2 separate regions of the Homo sapiens genome follow, and region 1 is linked to region 2. The links are chromatin contacts, found by Hi-C or POLR2A ChIA-PET in ENCODE. All regions are on one chromosome and are shown on one strand. The core of a region is the stretch at or near the end of the contact, and the rest is flanking DNA. Distances in the headings are between cores, read along the strand shown. Region 1 overlaps FRMD5 (FERM domain containing 5). Region 2 overlaps FRMD5 (FERM domain containing 5).

What was found. A loop is a pair of places that touch in the nucleus more often than their neighbours do. ChIA-PET counts read pairs that join two places held with the same protein, here RNA polymerase II (POLR2A). Pooled maps may share reads with other maps.
Region 1: a map of PC-3 shows a loop between it and region 2 (2.7-fold over the local background). The contact joins two enhancer-like sites. A Hi-C loop is called at or near these places in 3 of 168 maps with a recorded cell type or tissue (MCF 10A, PC-3 and mammary epithelial cell) and 1 of 50 pooled maps. POLR2A ChIA-PET finds 5 or more read pairs at or near these places in 6 of 52 experiments (AG04450, MCF 10A, OCI-LY7 and 3 more).

What each region holds. Positions count from the first base shown.
Region 1 is chr15:44,061,897-44,068,845 of GRCh38, forward strand. The region is part of intron 1 of FRMD5 (FERM domain containing 5); the gene reads right to left. It also overlaps the pseudogene GAPDHP55. Among named protein-coding and RNA genes, the nearest start is that of FRMD5, 130 kb to the right of the region's middle. RefSeq lists a silencer at 4,335-4,629. Within about 2 kb of position 4,500, at least 2 of the 41 ENCODE cell types and tissues checked have a DNase peak (open chromatin) inside an H3K27ac peak, as active enhancers do; they include mammary epithelial cell, where a contact is called at or near this core.
Region 2 is chr15:44,098,414-44,105,522 of GRCh38, forward strand. All of the region lies in intron 1 of FRMD5 (FERM domain containing 5), which reads right to left. Among named protein-coding and RNA genes, the nearest start is that of FRMD5, 93 kb to the right of the region's middle. Within about 2 kb of position 3,703, at least 10 of the 41 ENCODE cell types and tissues checked have a DNase peak (open chromatin) inside an H3K27ac peak, as active enhancers do; they include mammary epithelial cell, where a contact is called at or near this core.

The DNA of each region.
Region 1 (6,949 bases), core at 3,250-5,749, 36 kb before region 2:
ATGCTTGCTGAACAAATGAAGTGTACAGGTACATGAGTGGCTAGGGACAGTTCATTCTTCCTGACCATGTCTTTTGTGAGATGCACAAAGCTGCTAGGCTTCCAGATAGTGAGGTCAGTGGGAAATGTGAGAAATTGTAGGTTAGATACAAGTGCAGGAAATACAATCTGAACAGCCTTGCTGCAACATATTTAGATAGTAGTCTGTATACTCTTTCACAGTGATTTTGTCATTTATTTTCCTGATGTAAATAAAGACTTTATTTTCTTGTGTGGTGATGCCTTTTTACTTTGCAATAAACATTTTTGGCAGCAATAAACTTTAAAAAGTTCATGTTTATAAAAATTTAAGTCCCAAATTTCCTTCTCAAGTAAGTTGATTATGAATATGTATACCACACAAAATACTGTATCCACCATGGGGACCACAGAGATGTTACTTCCAATATTAAAACTAGAAGACACGGTCTTTCTGAAGAAGTATCAGTATTACTTCAAAAGTTAGTAGCTACAGGCTGGGCGCTGTGGCTCATGCCTGTAATCCCAGCACTTTAGGAGACCAAGGCAGGCGGATCACTTGAGACCAAGAGTTCGAAACCAGCCTGGCCAACATGGTGAAACCCCGTCTCTACTAAAAATACAAAAATTAGCCAGGCATGGTGGTGGGTGCCTATAATCCCAGCTACTCGGGAAGCTGAGGCAGAGAACTGCTTGAACCTGGGAGGCAGAGGCTGCAGTGAGCTAAGATTGCACCACTGTACCCCAGCCTGGGCAACAGAGTGAGACTCTGTCTCAAAAAAAAAAAAAAAAAAGTATATGGGAGAATGTACATAGGTTACATGCAAATACTATACCATTTATATAAGGGATTTTGGTATCCTCAATGGGTCCTGGAACCAATCCCCCCCAGATACAGAGGGACTACTGTAATTTTTTTTGTATAAGGAGTATGATAAAGGTTGAGGTTATTGCACAAGGATATCCAATTTTTCCTTGGTACCTTTGTTAAAAAAAATCAATTGACTGTATATATGTGGGTCCATTTCTGGACTCTCTATTCTGTTTCACTGATGAATATATCTATCCTTAAGCCTAAACCATACAATTTTGATTACTGGTGCTTTAAACTTAAAATCAATGACAGTGAAATCTCCAGCCTTTTCTTTTTCAAAATTGTTTTGGCTATTCTACGTTCTTTCCATTTCCACATGATTTCAGTTTGTCAGCTTCTTTTTTAAAAAAGCCAGCTAGGAAGAGTTTGTATAGAACTAGTACAACGTATAAGTAAATCTATCTAGGAATACAGTTTTATTTTTGGTTTTGAGATTTTAAACCATTAATTAAATTTCTTTAAAAGACATAGGACTACTCCAGTTATCTTTTTCTTCCTGGGTGAGCTTTGGTTGTTTATGTCTCTCAAGAAATGTCATTTCAGTTGTCAAATTTATTAGCATAAATTTATTCATGTATTTATGTATTTTAATATAAAACAGTCTAAAGTCCACCAATGTATAAAACAATTTTTCAAATAAATATTTTGAAAATTAGGCTTTCTGCTCCTCCCGTTTGACAACAGCATCTTCTTGTGCAGGGCCAGCTGCACCCCTGGGACACCATGGTGAAGGTGAAGGCCAGGGTAAATGAATTTAGTTGTACTGGTCACCTGGTCACCAGGGCTGCTTTTAACTCTGGCAAAGTGGATATTGTTGCCATCAATGATCCCTTTGTTGACCTCAACTACATGGTCTACATGTTCTAGTATGATTCCACCCATAGCAAGTTCCACAGCATCATCAAGCCTGAGAATGGGAAACTTGTCATCAATGGAAATGCCATCATCATCTTCCAAGAGAGAGATCCCACCAAAATCAAATGGGGTGATGCTGGCACTAATTACATCATGGAGTCCACTGGTGTCTTCACTACCATGAAGAAGGCTGGGACTCATTTAGACGGGGGAACCAAAAAGGTCATCATCTCTGCCCCCTCTGTCGACGTCCCCATGTTTGTAATGGGTGTGAACCATGAGAAGTACAAAAACGGCCTCAAGATTGTCAGTAATGCCTCCTGTACCACCAATTGCTCAGTTCCCCTGGCCAAGGTCATCCATGACAATTCTGGCATCATGGAAGAATTCATGACCACAGTCCATGCCATCACGGACACCCAGAAGACTGTGGATGGCCCCTCTGGGAAACTATGGCACAATGGCTGTGGAATTTTCCAGAACATCATGCTTGCATCTACTGGCACTGACAAGGCTGTGGGTAAGGTCATCCCTGAGCTGAACAGGAAGGTCACTGGCATGATCTTCCATGTCTCCCACCACCACTGTGTCTGTCAGTCATGGATCTGATCTGCTATCTAGAGAAACCTGGCAAATATAATGACATCAAGAAGGTAGTGAAACAGGCTACGTGCAGTAAAACTCATGCCTGTAATTCTAGCACTTTGGGAAGACGAGGTGGGTGGATCAGCTGAGGTCAGGAGTTCAAGACCAGCCTGACCAACATTGAGAAACCCCGTCCCTACTAAAAATACAAAATTAGCTGGGCGTGGTGGCGCATGCCTGTAATCCAGGTACTCTGGAGGCTGAGGCAGGAGAATTGCTTGAACTCGGGATGCGGAGGGTGTGATGAGCCGAGATCTCGTCATTGCACTCCATCTTGGGCGACAAGAGTGAACTCTGTCTCAAAAAAACAAAACAAAACAAAACACATTGCCTCTACCTCCCCCTTTAGAGGAGCTTAGAAAAAATAAAAGTGAAAAAATCCTACTGAAATAATATCAGAAAGCACACTGTAGTCTTATATTACCTCCATTTCAAATCCAACTTTCAGAAAAGGAAGAAAACTATTTTGGGTAACCAAATAACAAGTCCCTTTTAAGTCCCAGAATTTAAAGATCACTGAAAAATGAAAATTATGTCTTGTACTCAAGATGCTCTGGAAATTATTTTTGAATTCCCACACCATTATCATTAATGGACACCAGCTGTGGGCTCACAGTATCATGGGTATATTACACAATAAAAACATAGACAGGATGTCACTGCACATATGCCATGCACACAGCTTGGTTCTAACTAGCATCACTGAGAATAGACATTTATTAAAGAAGATAGTGTAGCGGTTAAGAGCACAGGCTCTGGAGTCAGACCACCTGGGTTCCAATCTTGGCTCAGCCACCTATGCAATGTGTGACCTTGGGCAAATTATTTAAGTCCCATTTCTTCCTTTGAAATAACTCACAAAGTTGCTATGAGAATTAAACGAAATAATGAATATACAGTACTTAGTATAGTGTCTACCCCTTAGTAAGCACTCAATAAATATTAAGGATTATCACTATTGGTACTACTGAATAATTATAATGGTAAAGAGGTCCTGGTAGGACTAGGGTTTACAAAAATATATGGCACAGTTTCTCAGCTTTCAAGAACTTACAATTTAGAAATCAATTCAAAAAGCCCAAAAGGAAGGGGTAATGAAGGAAGGAAAAATAATGAAGAGTATCATTTTCCTATTAAGACCTGAAAGTTAATAAAACAAAATCACTTTAAGTCACCCAACCCAAACAGGTAAATATTTAATCGATTTAGTGTCATTTGAACACTCAACAGAGTTAATAACACTATGCATATGATGGAGGTTGAGTACGATCTAGTACACAGGTTGACTTAGACAGTTTAATATAAAAGTTTGGGACTGGGTTTATCCTTGAGAATATATTGATTTTGGTCATGATATTGATTTCATGACCCACCCATCCTTAAAGAGCCAGCTGAGAGACTGCTACCACCTACCAACCAGCTAACAGTAGTCAATAAGCATATAAACTGACCTACATTTTGTAAGAAATATTTTTAACTTTAAAGGTCAACTTATATGCAGTGCTTTAGAGTTTACAAAGTTCCTGCACTCATTACTTTTTATCTCCATAATTGGGAGATGAACATGACATCCTTCACAACAATTCTAGGGCCTTCATTCAAAACAGATGATACAGTTTGTCAGATAAGGTGACTTTATATCATTTTACTCAACCAGTTCCACTTTTTTTTTACTCTTAATGTTTTGAGATTAAAGAGTAAATATGCTATGCACTGATTGTTTTTCAAAAACAAAACTGACATTCAGAAAAATGAGGTTTTCAACTCCAGGTGCTCTGATTTGCTGTAAAGCTAAAGCATAAATTACCTTCTCAGTTTCACCTCCCACTGTCTACCCCATGTTTTCTGCTTTATCTTTTCAAGATTTTTCTCCACAGATGTAGGTGTCCAGGTTCTTGTTTTCAATTTAAATCAAAATAATTCAAGAAATACTCAATTCAATAAATCAATTCAAGAAATACCTACTAGCTCTACTAGCTCTGGGTGGCTGCTGGAGAGGTCCACAGATAGGTAAGTCTCTGCCTTCACAGAATTCACAATCTACTTTCAAAAGCTATAATACGAGGTCAAATAGTAAGGGCCACACAGTCGTTTACGATGTGATAGGGATTCAAAGATTGGAGAGCGCCCTCTGGTGGAAGGGGAAGAGATGATCAACAGAGACTTCAAGGCATTTAAATTTTACACAGAATTTCCATAGGAAGAACTGAAGGAAGACAGGCATTCTGGGGAAAAGGCATTACGCAGGAAACTAGTGGCAAGGGGGTGTTCACGGAAAAATGAGTTGTTCAGATCTATCAGAGTTGAGAGAACATGTTATGAAGGGCTTTGAATATTAGGCTGGGAGGTCCTATAGATAACTCGATATTAAATGAGTCATCAAAGTTTTTAGGCAGGAGAGTTAGGTGATAAGAACTTTACTTTGGGAAGATTCATCTGATAGAAAGTGTGTAAGAAGAGTCCAAGGGGAGACTTTGGAGTTGGAGGCCACTGAGAGGGTTACTACAATATTTTAGACGAAGTGAAACTGCTCTTTCAAGATTAAAAGTAAAGGGAAGGAGTCAGAGAGGTTGGTAGCTTAAAGGAAAAATAAAATTGGGCAAAGCTCCCCCTCAGTTCTTTTCCTTAAAGGGGCAACAAAGACCTGAGATTGTATGAAGGCAGAAAAGAAAGATTAGTAGAGAACAAAATATTATTGATGCTAGTGGGGAGAAAAAGATCAATCACTGAATTAAAGTCCAAGAAGAAGAGGGATGGAATGGACCAGGTGGAGGTATTCATTTTGAAAAGGAAAATTCCCGTAATTCAAAAGAAAGAGAGTATAAAAGGGAAAAGAGTGAAAATACATGGAAACTTATTGAGACAGAGGAAGTTGAAGAATTTATGGCAAATAATCTCAACTTTCTCAGAGAATAGGAGGCAAGCTCATTTGCATGGAGAACTGGGGAGAGACTAGGTATGTGCCATGAATTAGGTGTACTTAGAAAAGACATTGAGAGGGATATAATCATGAGCAAAAAAGTACTGGTTAAAATATTGCTTAGACACCAAAGTAAATGCAACCAAATAAAAAATAGTTAAAATGGTCATATTCAAAATGTAAAGACTTTTGTGCTTCAGAGGACACTGACTTAATCAGTGTTAGGCTGCTATAACAAAATACCATAGACTGAGTAGTTTATAAACAGTATAATTTATTGCTTACAGTTCTGGAAGCTAGAAGTCCAAGATCAAGGCACCAGCAGATTTGGTGTCTGGTGAGGGCCTGTTCCTCATGGATCATGCCGTGTTGCTGCATCCTCAGAGGGTGGAGGGCAGAGACAAGCCCCTTGAGCCTCTTTTATAGGCATACTAATCCCATTCATGATGGTGGAGCCCTCATGACCTAATCACGCCTAAAGGCCCCAACTCTTAATACTACAGCATTGGGGATTATTTCCAATATATAAATTTGAGGGAAATATCAACATTCAGACCATAGCAGACACTACCAAAAAAGTGAAAACACAACCCACAGAATGAGAGAAAATATTTGCAAATTTGATATCTGATAATCATCTGGCACCCAGAATATACAAAGAACTCTTAAAACTCAGCAATGAAAAACCAAATAATGCAATTTAAAAATAGGCAAAGATTGAAACAGATATTTCTTCAAGTAAATACAAATGGCCAATAAGCACATGTAAAGATGCTCAACATCATTTATCATTAAAGAAATGCAAATCAAAAACACAGTGAACTATTCCTTACCTACCAGGATGGTCATAGTAAAAAACACAAATGGACATAATAAAAAATAACAAGTGTTGCTAAGAGTGCAAAGAAACTGGAACTCTCACATATTGCTGGTGGTAATATAAAATGGTTCAGCCATTTTGGGAAACAGTTTGGCAGTTTCTCAAACAGTTAAATATAGAGTTACCATATAACCCAGCAATTAATTTCATTCCTATATACCCAAGAGAAATGAAAACATATAGCCACACAAACTTGCGCACAAATGTTCATAGCAGCATTATACATGATAGCCAAAAAGTGGAAGCAACTTAAATGTCTATCACTTGATGAATGAGTAAAGAAAATGTGGGATATCCATATAATTGAATATTATTTGCCATAAAAATGAAGTACTAACATTAATACATGCTGCAGTATGGATGAATCTTTAAAACATTATGCTAAATGAAAAAAGCCAGACACAAAAGGCCACTTAGTGCAGAATTCCGTTTATATGAAATGTCCACAATAGGCAATTTGATAGAGAAAGAAAGCAGATTAGTGGTTTCCAGGGGCTGAGGGAATGGGAAAATGGGAGAGTGCAGAGTGACTGCTAATGGGTACGAGATTCCTTTTTTGCAGTGATAAAAATGTTCTGAAATTACATACTGGTGATGTTTGTACAACTTTATGAATACTAAAACCCACTGATTTGTATACTTTAAACAGGCAAATTTTATGACATGTGAATCTTGTGTTGAAAAGATTGCTAGCAAGTTTAGATGACCTGTATTTTGTTCCAGATCTATTCAGAATGGAATCATGATTTTCTCAGGCT
Region 2 (7,109 bases), core at 2,453-4,952:
ACTTGGGAGGCTGAGGCAGGAGAATCACTTGAACTCAGGAGGCAGAGGTTGCAGTGAGCCGAGATCATGCCACTGCACTCCAGCCTGGCGACACAGCAAGACTCTGTCTCAAAAAAAAAAAAAAAAGAGAGAGAGAGACATAAGCAGAAAAGCAATCTATGACTTAGTTTCTGTCAGAGCCTTGAGTCTTTCTTTATCCACAGAGTTAGAAAACTATGAACCCAAACTGCAAATGTACCATTTCCTCACCAATGGTCATTTGTCACTTCTGATGCCTCTTGAAGAGACCCTGTCACAGTTGTGACTTAAAGAAGACTCTACGTTTTACTGCCTCCATTTTTTACATTCTCTTAATTCCTTTAAACTTCATATATTAGAATAATTAGACAAAGTCACCTTTTTCCAACATCTACACACTTCATGCAAAGCAAATTCTCATTTAAAAATTATCTTTTGAGCTTTTAAAATAGACTATTTGCTACTTATATAAAGATAATTGATTTGCAAATGAAGAGTAGCAAACTGCTCCCCACCTCCTGGACATGTTTATAAAGTTGAGCAGGACAGCAGTCATATATCAAAAACACGACAACATTATCTTTCAGTTTCCTAGGTTAAGGGCAACCTCATCAGAAACTGTTCAGGCTGGGTGTTACATGGTTTCTGCATGGAAGCCAATCACCTTCACATATAAACACCTCCCTCACATCAATATGTTGTAGTTCTAGTAAGTTCACAGTCATTTTAATAATCAAGAGAGGTCGGGAAATTAGTATGCACATGACCAATAAAATAAATAGCCACAGTTCCCTCTACCAATGCTCCTCAAACTTTAACATGCATGCAAACCACCTGAGGATCTTGTTAAAATACAGATTCTGATTCAGTAGGTCTAGAGTGGGGCCTGAGATTATGAAATCCTAACAAACTCCCAGGTAATGCTGCTGCTGCTTCTGCTGATCCATGGACCACATTTTCAACAGTAAGACAATCTACCATGACCTCTCTTGGAGGTGGTAATGTCCAAGTAATCTCTTTGACACACATGAATTCCCATCATATGATTATGAAAAAGGAGACTGTTAAAACTGAAAAAAAAATGTGGAAACTGCAATCATGGGTTCTGGAGAATGGAAGGAAGAAGTGAATTTGGGATTCTTGGCCCCTATTTTGATTCATATCATTATTCTATTATCTGTTCCTCAAAATTTGCTTGGCATCCTGACTCCCTCAAGAGAGATGGAGATTGTTTGTTGCCAAGGGCCACCAGTATCCAAGATACAAAAAGATACATCTTTTATCCTCTACTTGCAAGTACCATAAAGAGGCCAGCTCTGGGGTACTTTTAGGCTTGCTATGGAGGCAGCCACAACACTATCTCTGGCACTAGAAATACATCTGAACAATCTGGAATTAATTATAGAGTTGCAAAGAATTCCACAACATCTAAAAAGATAAGCTTGTATGAGTTCAACCGAACTATTCTGATTAAGCAATTTTTGCTAGCTTTCCTTCTTTCTGATTTAACCCAGAGCATTTAACAAGCACTCTGAAAGCCCCCCTACACTCTGAGTCTAGCCACACAAAAGCTGAAATCCAGTCATCCTGACTGTATCTAATAGCTTCTTCTTCTCTTTTTTTTTTTTTTTTTTTTTAAGATGGAGTTTCGGTCTTGTCTTGCCCAGGCTGGAGTGTGGTGGCATGATCTCGACTCACTGCAGCTTCCACCTCCCGGGTTCAAGTGATTCTCCTGTCTCAGCCTCTCAAGTAGCTGGGACTACAGGCATGTGCCACCACACCCGGCTAAATTTTTTTTTTTTTTAAGTAGAGAGGGGGTTTCACCATGTTGTCCAGGCTGGTCTTGAGCTCCTGACCTCAGGTGATCCACCCGCCTTGGCCTCCCGAAGTGCTGGGATTACAGGCATGAGCCATCGTGCCAGGCCAACTAATAGCTTCTTAATCACAGTTTTGCATCCCAACTCTCCACATTGTCACCTAGCAGCAAATGGAATCCACAGCACTATAAATAATTAGTGTATGTCAAACTGCTCATAAATGCATTAAGATTACTAATAAAGAAGCACATACCCTATGAATACAGTATACTTCCTCCTAGTACAATATTTAAAAATACAAGCTGTTGACAAGCTGCTCCTCTGAACTAAAAACCACTTCTACATTATTAATATTAGTGACCTCACATGGGACCCAAGCTCTCTTGTAACAACAGAAAGTGACAACCATCAATGAGACACAGTGCAAGGAGGTGCTATCTCCCAAGGCAGATGTGAACCACAGATAGCTTGACTTCTGAGACTAAGATTCTTTTTCTTTACCTCCCAAAGAAGTTGCTGTATGGAAAGAAACCCGGTTTTTCTGAATTCTTTTTATTCATTAGACTAAATGGCCTAAACAAGGGAACTAGTTCCTGCAGCTAGAAATAAACTAGTCTTGGGGCCAGGCACAGTGGCTCACGCCTGTAATCCCAGCACTTTGGGAGGCCGAGGCAGGTGGATCACGAGGTCAAGAGATCGAGACCATCCTGGCCAACATGGTAAAACCCTGTCCCTACTAAAAATACAAAAATTAGCCGGGTGTGATGGTGCACGCCTGTAGTCCCAGCTACTCGGGAGGCTGACGCAGGAGAATCCCTTGAACTCAGGAGGCGGAGGTTGCAGTGAGCCGAGATCGCGCCACTGCACTCCAGCCTGGGCAACCAAGTGATACTCCATCTCAAAAAAAAAAACAACAAACAAACAGAAAAGAAAAAAGAAAAGAAGGAAATAAACTAGTCTTTCCCACTCTGTGATGCCAGGGTGGAGAAGTCAGCTTTGTGGCCTGGCAGCTATTCACATGATTCTGAGGGGCTTTCCCCCAGAAAGAATATAAAGCAAGCTTGTGGATAGCAGGCAGGGTATGAAATCAAACCAAATCAAGTACAAATGTCACAAGATACACATCTTTCCCAAAATGTAGGCATAGTAGAGTATCTTAAACACTGTAAAACAATACTAACTCCATAGCCTCATTAACTAACCTACTTACTATGTATTTCTTGTTGCTAATTCCCTTGGGTGCCTCTGGATTCCAGGCCTCTTACAGATGATTCTGAAACTCCTATGAAGGTGAAAATAGACTTATCATGAAAGCTGGTAAGCCTGCTTCTTTTGGATCTTTTCTATAAATGACAATGAATGTACTTGTTCCCAAGGTGAGGATGAACAAACATAAGATGATGAGTACTGTTGTTACTTCACAAGTAGATACATTCCAGGTCCTAGGCAACTTTTACTATATTTTGCAGATTACTCTTAGTTCTTTCTAAATCTCTAGGGATGGAGCCTGTTACTAAAGGAAAGGTGGTTATGACATTGTTTCCTCTGAGAATGATGCCTGAACCAACTCTATCAGAAACACCTGGGTGCTTTTCAAAAACACAGATTCCTGGGCCCAACTTTAAGACAGTTTAAATCACAGATTTGGAGGTGTTCCAGAAATCTATTTTAAACCGCTACCAAAGTCTAGAAACTCTGGCTTAAGGTATTGCAGGGTTGAAAAGCTTTGGACTATTGACTAGTTGAAAGCCATGTAATTTATTCTTATGGTGACTGCCGTATCACACTCAATGGCAGAAGCAGTCCACTTGGCACCATTATCCATTCTTTGCATACCTTTAACCTCTTGGACATATCCACTCCCCTGGACCACAAGGTCTAAATACAAACCAGATGCAGTTGATCATGCACTGGCATGTAGAACCTTCAGAGAATACTCTGATTAGAGAATGTGAGGAATGTGTAGTTCAATGCAAGAAACAAAGATGAATCAGCTGAAAGGTAAGAAGTAAGCCTGGATGCTACAGTGTGAAAAATATAGTCAAATCCAACAAGCATCAGTTGAGTTCCACTCAAGGAAAGATTGAGTTCTGAGAAGGAAGGAGTTGTCAGGAATATTATCACATAAAGTTAAGTCAAAAGAGGACAGAAGGTTTTGGCATGAAGGAGGTCCTCAATCTAAGAATGTACTTCTGGTAAACGGATCTGACAAATCAATGGAAATAAAAGCTAATTGAAACAGGGCTGTGGAGAAATCAGGGTATGGAAATGAAGATCTCACAAACAGACTACTCTTCCATAGGAAAAGGAAAGAAAGAAATTGTCCTAGCTTGGAATTAAATATAGTGTTTGTTTGAAGATGGGAGGCTTTTCAGGAGTTCCCAAGCAGACTTTCATTCTGCCTGCAGAACAAAAGGGTAAGGGCTCAAAAGCTACCATGTAAGAGTTCAAAAAGCCTCCCAGTCCACAGCCTACCCAAACCACTAACCAAATGGATGGTCAGAGTTGGACCTAAGGTCTCACTGACTCACTTGGGAATCACTTAGACAAGCAACAGTATAACAAAACTGGCTGGACTCCCAGCTGTTCACTGTGTGTGCCTGAATGAGTAAACAAATCAGAAAGGCTCACTAGTCACAGCCTTCTGCTCTGAGGCTTGGAGACCTAAAAGGAATGAAAAGGGGAAATTGATAAAAGGAGATGACAGCTTTGGAACAAAAGCCTTGCCTACACTCATAACCTTGGGTACTAGGAGAGGGAAAGGAAGGAATTCCAAAAGTCATGGTAGGGAGATTTTCCTCCTATTATTCAAAGAAAGGAGGACACACATGGTCAATTAGGAAGAAAAACCTCTTTGTGCCTGATACATTGGATGCATTGTCCTCATGCCATTTGCCCTAATGTAAGAATAGTCTTGGGAACACAGCCAGCATGAGTGTCCACTTGACTCATTAGCTGCAACAGTACCAGTCTCTGAGAACTTGTCAGGTCAGTATAGAAGGAGCTCTGTCAGAATCCAAAGTTTCTCCAGAAAGAAGGAAGAAGGAATTAAATATTAATAAAATGGTAAAAGATATAGAGGATTTTTACCTTCAAAGGAAAAAATCATTCTATTCAAATTAGGAAGGAGTTTTATGGAATAGTTTTGATTAGACATATACTGGTAAAATGTAGTCTTTGGCGTTTTACCTTCCCTCACAACATGTATTTTCAAAGTTTTCAATATTCAAGTTATCACTCTAACTGTTGAAATACAGATAGATCAAACAGCTTTATAGAGGGATAACTCATATGCCATACAATTCATCTATTTAAAGTGTATAATTCAGTGGGTTTTGGTACATACATAAGGTTGTGCGACCTTTGCCATAATCAACTTTAGAACATTTTCATCACCCCAAAAAGAAATCCTCCCATATCCATTAGCAAGCAATCATTCCCCATTTCCCAACTTCCTTCTTCCCCAGTCTTGGAAAACCATTAATCTACTTTCTGTCTCCATGGATTTGCCTATGCAGTTATGCAGCTCATACAACATTTTGGTCAACAATGGATCTCATATATGACAGTGGTCCCATAAGACTAAAAGGAAGCTGAAAATTCTTATTGCCTAGTGGTGTCATAGCCATCATAATGTAATGCGTTACTCATATGTTTGTGATGATGCTGGTGTAAACAAACCTACTGCAATGCCAGTCATATAAAAGCATAGCACATATAATTATGTACAGTAAATAACACTTGATAATAGCAATGACTATTACTGTTTTATGTATTATTATACTATACTTTTTATCATTAACCATGTGTGTTATTTCCCCTGAAGACCTTCCAGTGGGACAAGATATGGAGATTGAAGACAGTGATAATGATGATCCTGACCTTGTGTACGCCCAGGTTAATGTGTGTTTGCCTTAGTTTTTAACAAAGTTTAAAAAGTAAAAATAAATTTTAAATAGCGAAAAGCTTATAGAATATTTTTAAATGTTTTTGTACAACTGTGCAATGTGTTTATATTTTAAGCTAGGTGTTATTATAAAAGAATCAAAAAGTATAAATATTCTAAAAGTTCATGAAGTTACAGTAAGCTGAGCTTAATTTGTTATTGAAGAAAAAAATTTTTACATAAATTTAGTGTAGCTTAAGTGTACAGTGTTTATTAAATCCATAGTAGTGTACATCAATGTCTGAGACCTTCATATTCATTCACCACTCACTCACTGATTCATCCAGAGCAACTTCTAGTCCTGCAAGCTCTATTCATGGTAAGTGTCCCATATAGGTGTACCATTTTTAATGTTTCATACGTTAAAGATGTTTGATGTTTTACTGTACTTTTTTATGTTTAGATACCCAAATACTTACCATTGTGTCCCAACTGCCTATAGTATTCAGTACAGTAACATGCTATACAGGTTTGTAGCCTAAGAGCAATAGGCTATACCACATAACCTGGGTAGTATATATAGTAGGCTATGCCATCTAGGGTTGTGTACACTCTATGATGTTCACACAACAAAATCACCCTATTCTCAGAACATACCCTGTTGTTAAGTAATGACACATGACTGTAACTGGAATCATACAATATGTAGTCTTCTCGATTGGTTTCTTTCATTTAACATAACGTTTTCGAGGCTCATCCATGTAGAAAACATATATTTCTTTTTATTGGCAATATTGCATTATATGGATATACCACACTTTATTTATTCATTTCTCAGCTGACAGATATTTGGGTTACTTCCACTTTTTGGCTATCATGAATAATGCTGATAAAACTTTCATAGTAGTACCATACATGGTAGTAAAGAGCCTATATCACTCAAATTCTTTTCTTTTTTTTTTTTTTTTGAGACAGGGTCTCACCCAGGCTGGAGTGCAGTGGCACAGTTACAACTCACTGCAGCCTCGATGTCCCAGGCTCAAGTGATCTTCTCACCTCAGCCTCTTGAGTAGCTGGGACCACAAGCGCGCAACACCTCGCCCAGCTAATTTTTGTATTTTTTGTAGAAACAGGGTTTTGCCATGTTGCCTAGGCTGGTGTCTAACTCATGGGCTCAAGTAATACACCTGCCTCAGCCTCCCAAAGTGCTGAGATTACAAGTGTGAGCCACTGTGCCCAGCTCAAATTATTTCAAAGGTGTGGAAGGCAAAATTTCTTTAAAACACCTGTGCTATTCAAGGTGCCATCCTAGAAGCAGAGTGACCAAGGCGCTAACTTACTGATCTTGAACTTCCCAGACTGTGGGAAATACATTTCTGTTCTTCATT